2 separate regions of the Homo sapiens genome follow, and region 2 is linked to region 1. Evidence: chromatin loops called from intact Hi-C (ENCODE). Cell type or tissue: heart right ventricle. All regions are shown on one strand. Each heading gives the region's core, and the rest is flanking DNA. Links, peaks and the distances in the headings are about the cores only.

Evidence for each region. A loop is a pair of places that touch in the nucleus more often than their neighbours do. Peaks named below come from ENCODE experiments on the same cell type or tissue, not always from the same donor. Only the 100,000 strongest peaks of a DNase experiment are listed, where the experiment ranks them.
Region 2: it touches region 1 in a loop (1.9-fold over the local background); 1 of 110 quality-filtered maps calls a loop at or near these places.

The regions. Positions count from the first base shown.
Region 1 is chr1:30,031,625-30,037,010 of GRCh38, forward strand. LINC01648 (long intergenic non-protein coding RNA 1648) reads right to left here. Exons shown (of 7, transcript NR_110790.1): 2 at 5,148-5,379. Among named protein-coding and RNA genes, the nearest start is that of LINC01648, 3.3 kb to the right of the region's middle. In heart right ventricle, for the core only: no CTCF peak of the experiment used is centred there; a DNase peak (open chromatin) is centred at 2,997; H3K27me3 peaks cover 1,742 bases.
Region 2 is chr1:29,942,474-29,947,859 of GRCh38, forward strand. No RefSeq gene overlaps it. Among named protein-coding and RNA genes, the nearest start is that of LINC01648, 92 kb to the right of the region's middle. In heart right ventricle, for the core only: no CTCF peak of the experiment used is centred there; no DNase peak of the experiment used is centred there; H3K27me3 peaks cover 2,107 bases.

The sequences.
Region 1 (5,386 bases), core at 517-4,516:
TTTTCTGTATTGTTCCATATTTCTTGAATATTTACAGTGTATATTTCCCACTTTTCCAGAAAAAAAATCCTTATTTTTTAATTAAAATAGGAATAGAAGTGTCAACTGTTGCACACCTGTGAGGCTTATATGTTAATTATGCCTCCCTCCATTCCTGTAAGCCATTGAGGCAGCTTACCAAAAATACACATAATGCAAAATTACAATATAAATCGCTGGAAACGGGAGGAAAGAGAGATTGTGGGTGAAATAAGCACACAGAAATGCATGCCATTTATTCCCATTGCTGGAGCTTAGCCATGGACCTGGCCTTGGGCTTCCAAGTTGCTGAAACAAAGAAATGAAACCAGCCCAACTGTCCCATAGAAGTGATGTTTATGGTTTCTTTTGAATAAACATAGAAATTTACCCTCCCTGTCTTAAAACCTGAGAAAGTTACATTTGTTTTTTTTTTTTTCTTTCTTTCTCTTTGGGACAGAGTCTCATTCTATTACCCAGGCTGGCGTGCAGTGGCACAATCTTGGTTCACTGCAACCTGCACCTCCTGGGTTCAAGTGATTCTCGTGCCTCAGCCTCCTGAGTAGCTGGAATTACAGGCGTGTCTGCATTTGTCTTATCTGAGTTGCTTTCTCAGGAAACCAACCATCAGGGCCCCCAGATAGTATCAAGGAGCTGAAATTCACCAGATAACTGAAGCTGGACAATGAGGTGCCAGACCTCTCACCCCTTATGATTGCCTAACCCACTGCCTGCTTCCTCTTGACCAACTCCTCTTCCTTACTCCTAAGTCCTGTTTTCCACATGTAGTTGCATTTCTCCCCAGCTACATAAATCCCTAACTTTAGTTGGTTGAGGAGATGGCTTTGAGACTGATCTCCATCTCCTCAGCTGTAGCACCTGAATAAAGCCTTCTTCCCTGGCAATACTTAACTCAGTGATGGGCTTTCTGTGCAGTGAGCAATAGGACCTTAGCCAAAGCCCTGGCATTTTGGTAAGAAAAAGAACAACGTTCTTTTTATAAATTATTATTTTTTAAATTGATGCATAATAGGCATACATCATTTCAGGGTACATGTGATAATAAGACATTCATATAATTTGTAAATATCAAATTGATGTACTTGGGCTATCCATTACCTTAAATATTTATCTATTCTTCATGCCAGAAACATTCAAATTATTCTTTCAGCTATTTTGACATGTATGATAAATTATTCTAAACTGTACTCACCCTATTTCTCTGACACTAAGTCTTATTTCTTCTATCAAACTATATATTTGTACCAATTAATCAACTTCTCTTCATCCACCCCTCCCCATATTCTTCCCAGCCTCTGGTAACCACCAATCTACTATCTTCATGCGATCCACTTTTTTTAGCTCCCACGTGTGAGTGAGAACATGCAATATTTGTCTTTCTGTGCCTGGCTTAGTTTAACATAATGCCTCCAGTTCCATCCATGTTGCTGCAAATGATAGGATTTCATTCTTTATTATGGCTGAATAATACTCCATTGTGTGTGCGTGCCACACTTTCCTTATCCATTCATCCATTGATGGGCACTTAGGTTGATTTCATAGTTTGACTATTGTGAATAGTGCTGCCATAAACATGGGCATGCAGATATCTTTTCAATGTATTGACTTATGGGACTGTCAGTGTCCAGCACCCAGATGGGCTCTCTCTGCCCTTTGATGCCCCTTGCTGGCCTAGGGAGAGGCTGCAGTTTCTCACTGGCACATCCTCAAGGCTGATCTCAGCCCCTGCAGTCCCAGACTATTTATTCCACCTTCTCTTACAAGCTCTGTTTTCCCCAGTGACTCAGACCCAGTTTCTACCTCAGCGCAGTTCCTTGAGCCTAGCTTTAGGGCAGACGGGCTGACTGCTGGGCCTGCCCTTCCTCCAGTACCACTGGACATGCTCTGCTGTGTTTCCTACTGCCTCAGGCTCAGTCACCATGAGCCAGCTCTGCCCCTCTGAAGCTTGCAGAGCCTGTGAGGGTCTCTACCTGCTTCCGCAGGTGTGTCCAAGAGGCAGGCTTGGGCTCAGCACCTCTGGAGGGACTTGGTTTTGTGTCCTAACCTGGGGTGATTTGAAGGCAGAACCTGACACAAGGGCTTGGGAAGGGTTCCTAGGAAGCAAAAATGAGGGGTGTGGGGAATAAGACAGAGGAGGGTATGACTGGGCCTCAATCTCACTGGTGACTCTGAGGAACCCATGCTGAATGCACCTCAGGACAGTCCACTGAGGGACCGGAGCTGGCGGTGTTAATCCCTTGCTTGGGAGTTGGATGTCCATAGGAGCTCCAGATGGCTCCACAGGAGGGCTGAGCCAGCTCCCACAGCCCCAGAAGAAGCCTTCAGGCCAGAAGGCCGGGGACAGTAAGCCCTTGAGGTGGGCCGCTACCTGCTGGCCTGAGAACTCACCACTGCAGCTGCAGGTGACCTCAGAAGTGGCCGAGGATGGAATTAACCTTGGCCTTGGGAACAGAAGTTTCCCTTTCCACTCCCAGTACTCCCCTCCCCATCTTGGAGACAATTCATTTTTTAGTGTCTTGGTCCCTTGGTAGCTTGCTTAGGAGCTTGACAATAGTCTCTCCTATCCCCTTCCTAGCTGTGTGTCCTTGGACAAGTTCCTCAACCTCTCTGAGTCTTCATTTCTTCATCTGTTTGTTTTTTTTTTTAAATAAAAGAGTAATAAAAGAACCTCCCTCAGAAGGTTGTTATGAGGATAAAGGGACACAGCAAGTGCCCAAAAGACGGGCTCTGGCACTGGTATCGCAGCTGTGGCAGCTTCAGGGGACTGAGGTGCCATCAGACTCTATGAGGCAGTCACAGCACCTCCTCTCCTGGGCGCTTGCCCCTCTGAGGTCCTCCTGACGGCCGCCCGGTGGCCTGTCCTCGGCCGGGCTTGGGAGACAGGCCCTGTCGAGCGTCCCCCTTGTTCCCAGGCCCACGTCTGCTCCTGCTTCTCAGCATCCTTGTGCCCTCACTCCTGCCTCCGCTGCATCCTGACAGCGTTTAGTGGTTGTCACTCTTCTCCCAGATTGTGTCATGCTTGGCAGAAATCCAAGCTGGCGTTTTGACAAAAAGGGAGAACTCTGCAAAAATCCACAGGGAGATGTCAGGGAGCTCAGTGAGACACCGCCATGATCCATCACAGGGTGCCCGGCCTGGGAGAGACCCGGGGGGGAGGGAAGACACGGCACAGTCTGGACAGCGAGACCCGTGTGGCACCACCCCACCCCCATCTGTCAGTCCTAGTGATGGACGAGGGCCACCCACCCCTGCTATGTGTGGGTATTTCCTCCCATCTAACCCCACACCCCACTGAGAGGCGGGTAACACGGCTCTTCCTGTTGCACGGGTAAGGAATGCACCTCCTCGAGGCCATGAGACTCGCCCGAGGTGTCACAGCTCCGATGTGCTAGACTCGACCATGGAGCACATCTGCCCTCGGGACCCAGTGGCCAGAACCCTCAGCCACACAAGGGTTATGGCGGCCTCAGTCCTCCTGTGGCTTCCACATTCCAAAGCAGTTTCCCACCCAACCACACACTCACTCAATCTGCATCACAATCATGTGAGATACCAGGCAGGATGGTCACGCCCATTTGTCAGATGAAGTAACTGAGGCCCAGGGAGGTGAAGCGACTTACCTGGAGCCACCCAGGGCATTGGGGTTAGTGGTGGAGGCAGAACTAGAGGCCCAGTCACAGGGCTTGTGAGCACTGGAGAGAAGCTGAAGGCAGGGACACAGATGTGAATCAGGGAGGGCTTCCTGAAAGAGGTGGGCTGAGAGGCTGGCTTAGGAGGCCTGAAACGATGAGGCCTGCTGAGAAAGGGCAGGCCTGATGAGGGGCAAGGCGAGCTCAGATACAAATGCCAAGAGGAAAGAAGGCTGCTTTCTGTGTGGACAATGCAGATGATCTGGGATCCTCCAGGGGCCTGAGTCAGGGCCAAGGTTTTAGATGACAGCTGAGACCCTCGAGGGACTTGTCTATCCTGAAGCATGTTCTGTCTGCAAATAGGTTATTCAGATACCCTCACGTAACACTCGTAACACTCGCTGTGTGCCTGGCACCCCCAAGCAGCTCTGTAGCTGATTTATACTGCACCTCAGGCTGTGAGATAGGGACTCTTGTTAATGTCTGACTTACAGGTGAGGTCACTGGCCCCAGGTCCCAGGTCCCACGGCCCTGAGTTGTGAAGCCAGAGTCTGTGTGGCCACAATGCTACCTTGCGGCTGCGTGCAATGGCCACTCCCCTGCCCTTCCCCTCCCCTCCCCTCCTGGGAGGTCATATAAAGGAAGATTCCACCCAGGTAGCCATGTATGGTCATCCAGAAGTGTCCAACATCAGCTCAGCCACCACACCTGGCCACACTTGAGTCAGGGGCACAGGGCTGTCTGGGGAGATTGGAGATTGAGCATGTGGAGATGTGTTCAAGCCCTGGCTTAGCCCTGTAATGGCTGTGTGACCTCAGGCGAGCCACTTAACCTCTCTGGGCTGCCCTGTCCTCCTGGGTCCTGCTTCCCACCCAGTGCCATGAGATGTTCAAGTAGATAAGAATGCATTTTACAAAACTGAGAGAGATTATTGTGAGCCCGTGGGCATCACTGTCAACATGAGGATCTCCTCCTGTCCTTGAGCAATCCCTGGGCTCAGCAAGAAGCTCTTTCCTCCCCTGGCACAGTTTTTCCTGAACTAGATCTCCCAGCAGGCACATAAGCGACAGCTAAGATTGACTTGATGTTGTCAATATTCCTCCCACTGTTTGCCATCTCAGCATCCCTGGGGAACCTGGGGACTCAGCAAGAAAAATCCCTGGCTGACTCTGAGAGCTCCGATTCTCACCAGGCCCTCGGGTTTCGTAAAAATTTGGAATGCCATAGCTGGGTCTGCCGTTGGACTTTATCCAGCCCAATTCCTTTACTGAGTGATGGGGAAACTGAGTCCTGAGGGTGTGAACAGCAGCAGAGGACTATTCACAACAGCTGTTAATAGTCCCATAATCTGTAACTGCAAATAGTCCCATCATCTGTAACTTCCCATCTGTTAATAGTCCCATCATCTGTAACTGCAGGACTATTAACAGCTGTAACCTGCAGTTACAGATGATGGGAAGAAAATGCAACACAACTGACCTCACAAAGAGGGAGGCAGAGTCCATGCAGAGCTCTTGCTTCAGGAATGGTTGCAGCAGCTCCAGCCTTCACATCTCAGGCTCAATTCCAGAGTGAAAGATTCAGTGTCTTTGTCCTTCCATCTCCAGCAGTTTTGCTGCATCTCATTGGCTCTTACTGGGCTATGTGACCTCCCTGAACCAAAAGATTCTGGGTCACCTGAGTCTACCATGCCTGCACTCATCAGATGCACCTGGGAG
Region 2 (5,386 bases), core at 877-4,876, 89 kb before region 1:
TGGAGGTAGAAGCTGCTTCACACGGGGCCCACATGGCAGGACCCCAGGGAGAGAGAAGCCATCCTCAGGGAGTCAAAGAGACAGACTCAGTCACAGGGTCTGGGGGGCAGAGGGAGGCCTAGATCCCAACAGTATGGAGGTGGAGCCTGAACCGAGGCTTGCCCACCCCAGCAGAGCCTGTGTCTGCCCTTGGAAACCGGCCGCATAGGCTCACAGAGGCTGGGCCTTTAGAACCCAAGCTGCCCTGCTCTGGAACACATAAGGGACCTCGCAGTGAGGAAATACATTGAACCAGGGGTCAGGGAAGGCCTGTCTGAGGAGGGGAAATTTGAGCAAGGACCTGAGTGAGTGAAGAAGGAGTAAATCATTCCAAAAAGCCTTCCAGACAGAGAACAGAATGTGCAAAGGCCCTGAGGCAGGAATGTACTTGGTGTATTCAAACAACAGCAAGACGTGGTTTGACCTCCCTGGGCTGGGAAGACCCCAAGACTTTGGGGCACATCAAGAATAAGGGAGAGGACTCTTCCCTCAGCACAGTTGACTTTAGGATGGATTCTGTGCACACAGTGGATGCTTAAGAAAAGTATAAATGTGTTCAGGTCAGGACCCTACATGGCCAGGGAGATCCTGACACCAGGTGTGTTGAGAGGGCTGGGGTGTGAGGAGTCTGGAGCCCCTTTAAAAGACCTACCTCACTCAGTCCTCCAAACCATGTATTTGTGAGAAAGTCCTCATATGAACCCATTTTACAGCTGAGAAAACTGAGGCCCAGAGAGGGGAGTAACTTGCTTTTATCACACAGCTAGAAAACAGCAGAGTCAGGATTCAAGCCTGTAACCAGGAGACACAACAGACTGGCTGATCAGCCCCACCTCACGCCTCTCCCTAAGGACAAAGTGTTCTCAGTGGGTGATGGGAACCCGCCATCCTCTATGGGGACAACAGAGCAGGTGTGTCCATGTCCAGAGGAGGCTTCAGAGTCAGGGAACCTGGGTCTGAATTCTGCCTCCTTCACTTGCTTTCTGTGTGATTCTGAGTGTGTTTACTGTACTTCCCTGTGTCTCTGTTTCCTCCTCTGTAAAATGGGAATGACAGCCTCGACCTTGGCTGGCTGCTGCAGTGATTAACTAAGAGAAAAATGTAAGGTGGACCTAGTCAGTGTTAAAAATGCTCTTCAGAGACTGGGTGCAATGGCTTATGCCTGTAATCGCGGCACTTTGGGAGGCTGAGGCAGGTGAATCACTTGAGCTCAGGAGTTTGAGACCAGCCTGGCCAACATGGTGAAACCACGTCTCTACTAAAAATACAAAAATTAGCCGGGTGTGGTGGCACTTGCCTGTAATCCAAGCTGCTTGGGAGGCTGAAGCAGGAATCGCTTGAACCCAGGAGGCCGAGGTTGCAGTGAGATGAGATCGCGCCACTGCACTCCAGCCTGGGCAACAGAGCGAGACTTTGTCTCAAAGGAAAAAAAAAAACAAAAAACAAAACACTTCAGGCACAAAGTAGGTGTTAAAAAGTTTGTCCCTCTTTTTAGGGACCAAGAGCTTCAATATTCTCCTATCTCTCATTGATTTCAGAAGATGTTCCTTAACCACACATACAGGGTGAGAAACACACTGGCCAGAAGCCGCAAGATGCTGAGGCTCTAGTCCCCCAGTTGTGTGGGCTCCGTCAGGCCACTGCTCTTCTCTGACCCTCGGTTTCCTTTTTGATGAAACTGGAACATGATACCCCCTGCAAGGCTGTTGTAGGTTGAATGCGGTGATGTAAATTGAGGGCCAAGCTTGGAGCTGGCACAGAGTGGACACTAACATATGCCAGGCTGCTTCCTTTGGTGAGAGGAGCTCCATTCTCTCTTCGAGCTGAGAGACTTTTCTGGCTTGAATGTGTAGCGGAACCGGAAGGGCAGTGAGGCCGGAAGTGGGAGGAGCCTGAGATGGACTCCTCTGCCCCAGCCTCACTGTGTACCCTAGGAGGCCACCACACCTCACTGACTCTGCATTTTCTTCTCTTTAAAACAGAGAAAATTATACTTGCCCCTAAACTTGAGCCAGGGGGCCAGGTTTCAGCGATGCCTCGAGGTCCTTCCTGGACCCAGCAAACCGCATCAGAATCTGGAAAATGAGGCAGACGAGGATTGCCTCTGTCAAGCTGCGCGAGGGGCCCAGATTGATATACTGAGAGGCACCCCATTTGGAAGCAAACACTTCATTACTGAACAAGTTTTCATAGAAGTGATCGCATCGCCTGTTCTCTGCGTTTTTAAATTGCAAAACCAATTAGCTTTCTGGCAAGGGGAAGGGAAGGCAGAGCCCCGAATGGCTTTGCCAGCTCTGCCTTTTACGATGGCCCAAGCAGGAAGCCAAGGACATGGCCATGGAGGGTGGCTGTGGCACAGAGCTGCTCACCACAGTATCAGCAGCCCCTTTCACAGGACGAGAAGACCCTCTGAGACTCTGGGGGGGCCCAAGGCTGGGGGAGATCCCTCAGAGCAGGCCGGTGGAGACTGGCTGGAGCTGCCTGGGGCAGGTGAGCTGAGCAGCCACAGATCAGATAAAAGAGTGTACACTCCCCAGTCGTGGTCAAAAGTGGCCCCAGGCGGGACGCAGTGGCTCACACCTGTAATCCCAACACTTTGGGAGGCTAAGGTGGGTGGATCACGAGGTCAGGAGTTTGAGACCAGCCTGGCCAACATGATGAAACCCCATCTCTACTAAAAATACAAAAATTAGCCAGGCATGGTGGTGCGCATCTATAATCCCAGCTACTCAGGAGGCTGAGGCAGGAGAATGGCTTGAACCTGGGAGGTGGAGGTTGCAGTGAGCCAAGATCATGCCACTGCACTCCAGCCTCGGTGACAGGGCAAGACTCTGTTTGCAAAAAAAAAAAAGTGGCTCCACATCAACCCCCTCTCCGCCAGGGCCTCTGGCTTTTTCCTCATCTGCCTCCATGTATCTTTCTTTGAACACACGCAGCTCCGTGCCTGTTCCCTGCTGTATCTCTGGCACCCAGAACCTGGCACGTAATAGGTGTCAATATGAGTGATGGCTACACGAAGGAATGAAGGAAGAGACTGCGGCTTATTGGAAGAGAGGGGTTATGTAATCAGAGCTGGTCTTGGTCGCGGGAGTCCTCGGGATGGGGAGTTTGCTCTGTCACTGGGAGTGTTGGGAGTGAGCTGGGAGGTTCAGTGAAGAAGATCAGACGGAGGCAATTCCAGCACTGACCAAAGGATATGTTTGCACTTAGGATCCTTAGCCTGCCCAGCTCAGGACCCTCTCCTCCACCCTTTTGCAGAGATTTTGGATTCCTTTCTCTGCGGGAGGCAGTAATTTGTTGTGAATCAAACATGAGTTTCATCCCAGCTGCCACAGCTAGCTAGGTGGAAACTCTGTAAGAAAGCAGTGTGTTTCAGTTGTCTCATCTGTAAAATGGGACTCATAGTTCATCCAGCCTCTCTGGTTTGTGGAGAATGGATAGAAAAAAAGTGTTTTGTAAAAGATTCAATGCGTGCACGTGCACACACACACACAGGGTGAATTAAAGTGAATTAAAACCCTTCCAACTCCTCCCAGTGAATGCACACAGTACAGGATGCAGCAGAGATTCCACTAAGAAGGAGCCTGAACAGCCTGACTCCAGTGGCCAAGGCACAGCAAAGCCCGCATTAAACCTCAAGTCCAAATACCCCAGGAGAGGGAGTGGGAAGCAGAGAGATGGGGAGGGAATGGGTAAGGAGTAGGGAAATGTTAAGTTCCCTCCTCCTCTGCAGAAGCCTCCCTGTCCTGCTGGAGCTGCTGCAGCATGTTTTAGAGCAGGCATCAGATTCATCGGCACAGCAGGGGATAAGAGGAGGAGGAGAGGATCAAGCCCCCAGGGCAGCTGGGAGGATGGGCAGGGTGGGGTTAGGTGTGCCAGTCCTCCTAGGTGTGCCAGTCAACAGACAGGCCTGAGAGGTAGAGTTCTTGTTCCCGGGTTTCTTGAGAGCCTCTGACCAGGCAGGGAGAGGAGCTGGCGGTGGAAGAGGGGAGAGGGTGAGAAGACATGGCGCTAGGAAAAGTCATTCATTGGTGAGGCAGGGAAGGCTTCTGCTTTTGAGGGTACCTTGAGTAATAGTCTCTCCTGCCTCTTGTTTGCTTTTTGCAGAAGATGTTGGATGCAGAAGCAGCTCATGTGAGTCACAGGTTGGTTACCAGGCAGCCCTTAGGTTGTCCATCCCTAAGCTAAGCAGCCCCAGCTTTGAGAAGACGCATGGATTAACTCAGAGGACCTTGAGGCTGACCCATTTGAATGGAGTCATATGGGGGTACCTGCAGGTGGACCCTGGGCTGGCTCAAGTGGAGAACACTTCTCTCCTCCCCACAAGCAGGCATGCAGAATCCCCACAGGCCTTGGGTAAGGACATTGCCAGGGGATATACCAATAGCCTATGTCCCTGTCTGCATCTCTCCCCAGCCCCAGACCAGCCACTCAGAGTAGAGGTAAGAGGGTGGGGAAGAGAATTGGTGCACCTGCGTCCACCTCCACTATTATCTTGAAGAGACACTGCCAACCTCCTCCTCCTTCTCTTTCTCCTTCTTCTTCTTTTTGAGACAGGGTCTTGCTCCATTGCTCAGGCTAGAGTGCGGTGATGTAATCATGGTTCACTTCAGCCTCAGTCTCCTGGGCTCAAGTCATTCTTGCACCTCAGCCTCCTGAATAGCTGGGACCACAGCCATTTGCCACCCTGCCCGGCTAATTTTTAAATTTTTTAGTAGAGCGCGGTCTTGCTATGCTACCAGGTTCATCTTGAACTCCTGGGCTCAAGAGATCCTCCTGCCTCAGCCTCTAAGAGTATTGGGATACAGGCATGAGCCCCTGTGTCCAGCCTCAGTCTTCTTATCTATAAAATGGGATTGATGATGACACCATCCTCATAGAGGTAACGTGATCTGCAACCACCACACGTCCTGTAAGGCTCATGGGATTCCTTTTACAACCTGCCAAATCACCCTGAATCTGGAGGTTAAATGCCCACACTCAGCCCTGCCTCAGTTTCCCCAACTTAGTAAATATAAAAAGTTGGGGTCGGCCAGACCTGGGTTCACACTGTGGCTCAGTGGCTCAGCCCTGTGACACTGGACATGTCACTTAACCTCTTTGTGCTTCATTTTCCTCATCTGTGGAATGAAGACAATGGAACCTCCCCAGGGGTTGGGGTGAATCACAGTATGGGGTAGTACGGAGCACGCAGTAAATGCTCAGTACAAAGGCACCATCTCCTTCCTCCTCTTCTTTTCCTTGTCCATCATCTTCATCTCCTCCTCCTTCCTCTTCCCCTTTTCTCATCCTCTTCCATCTCCTCCTTGTTTCTCTCCCTCTTGCGGTTCTTTCCCTCTCCTCCTTT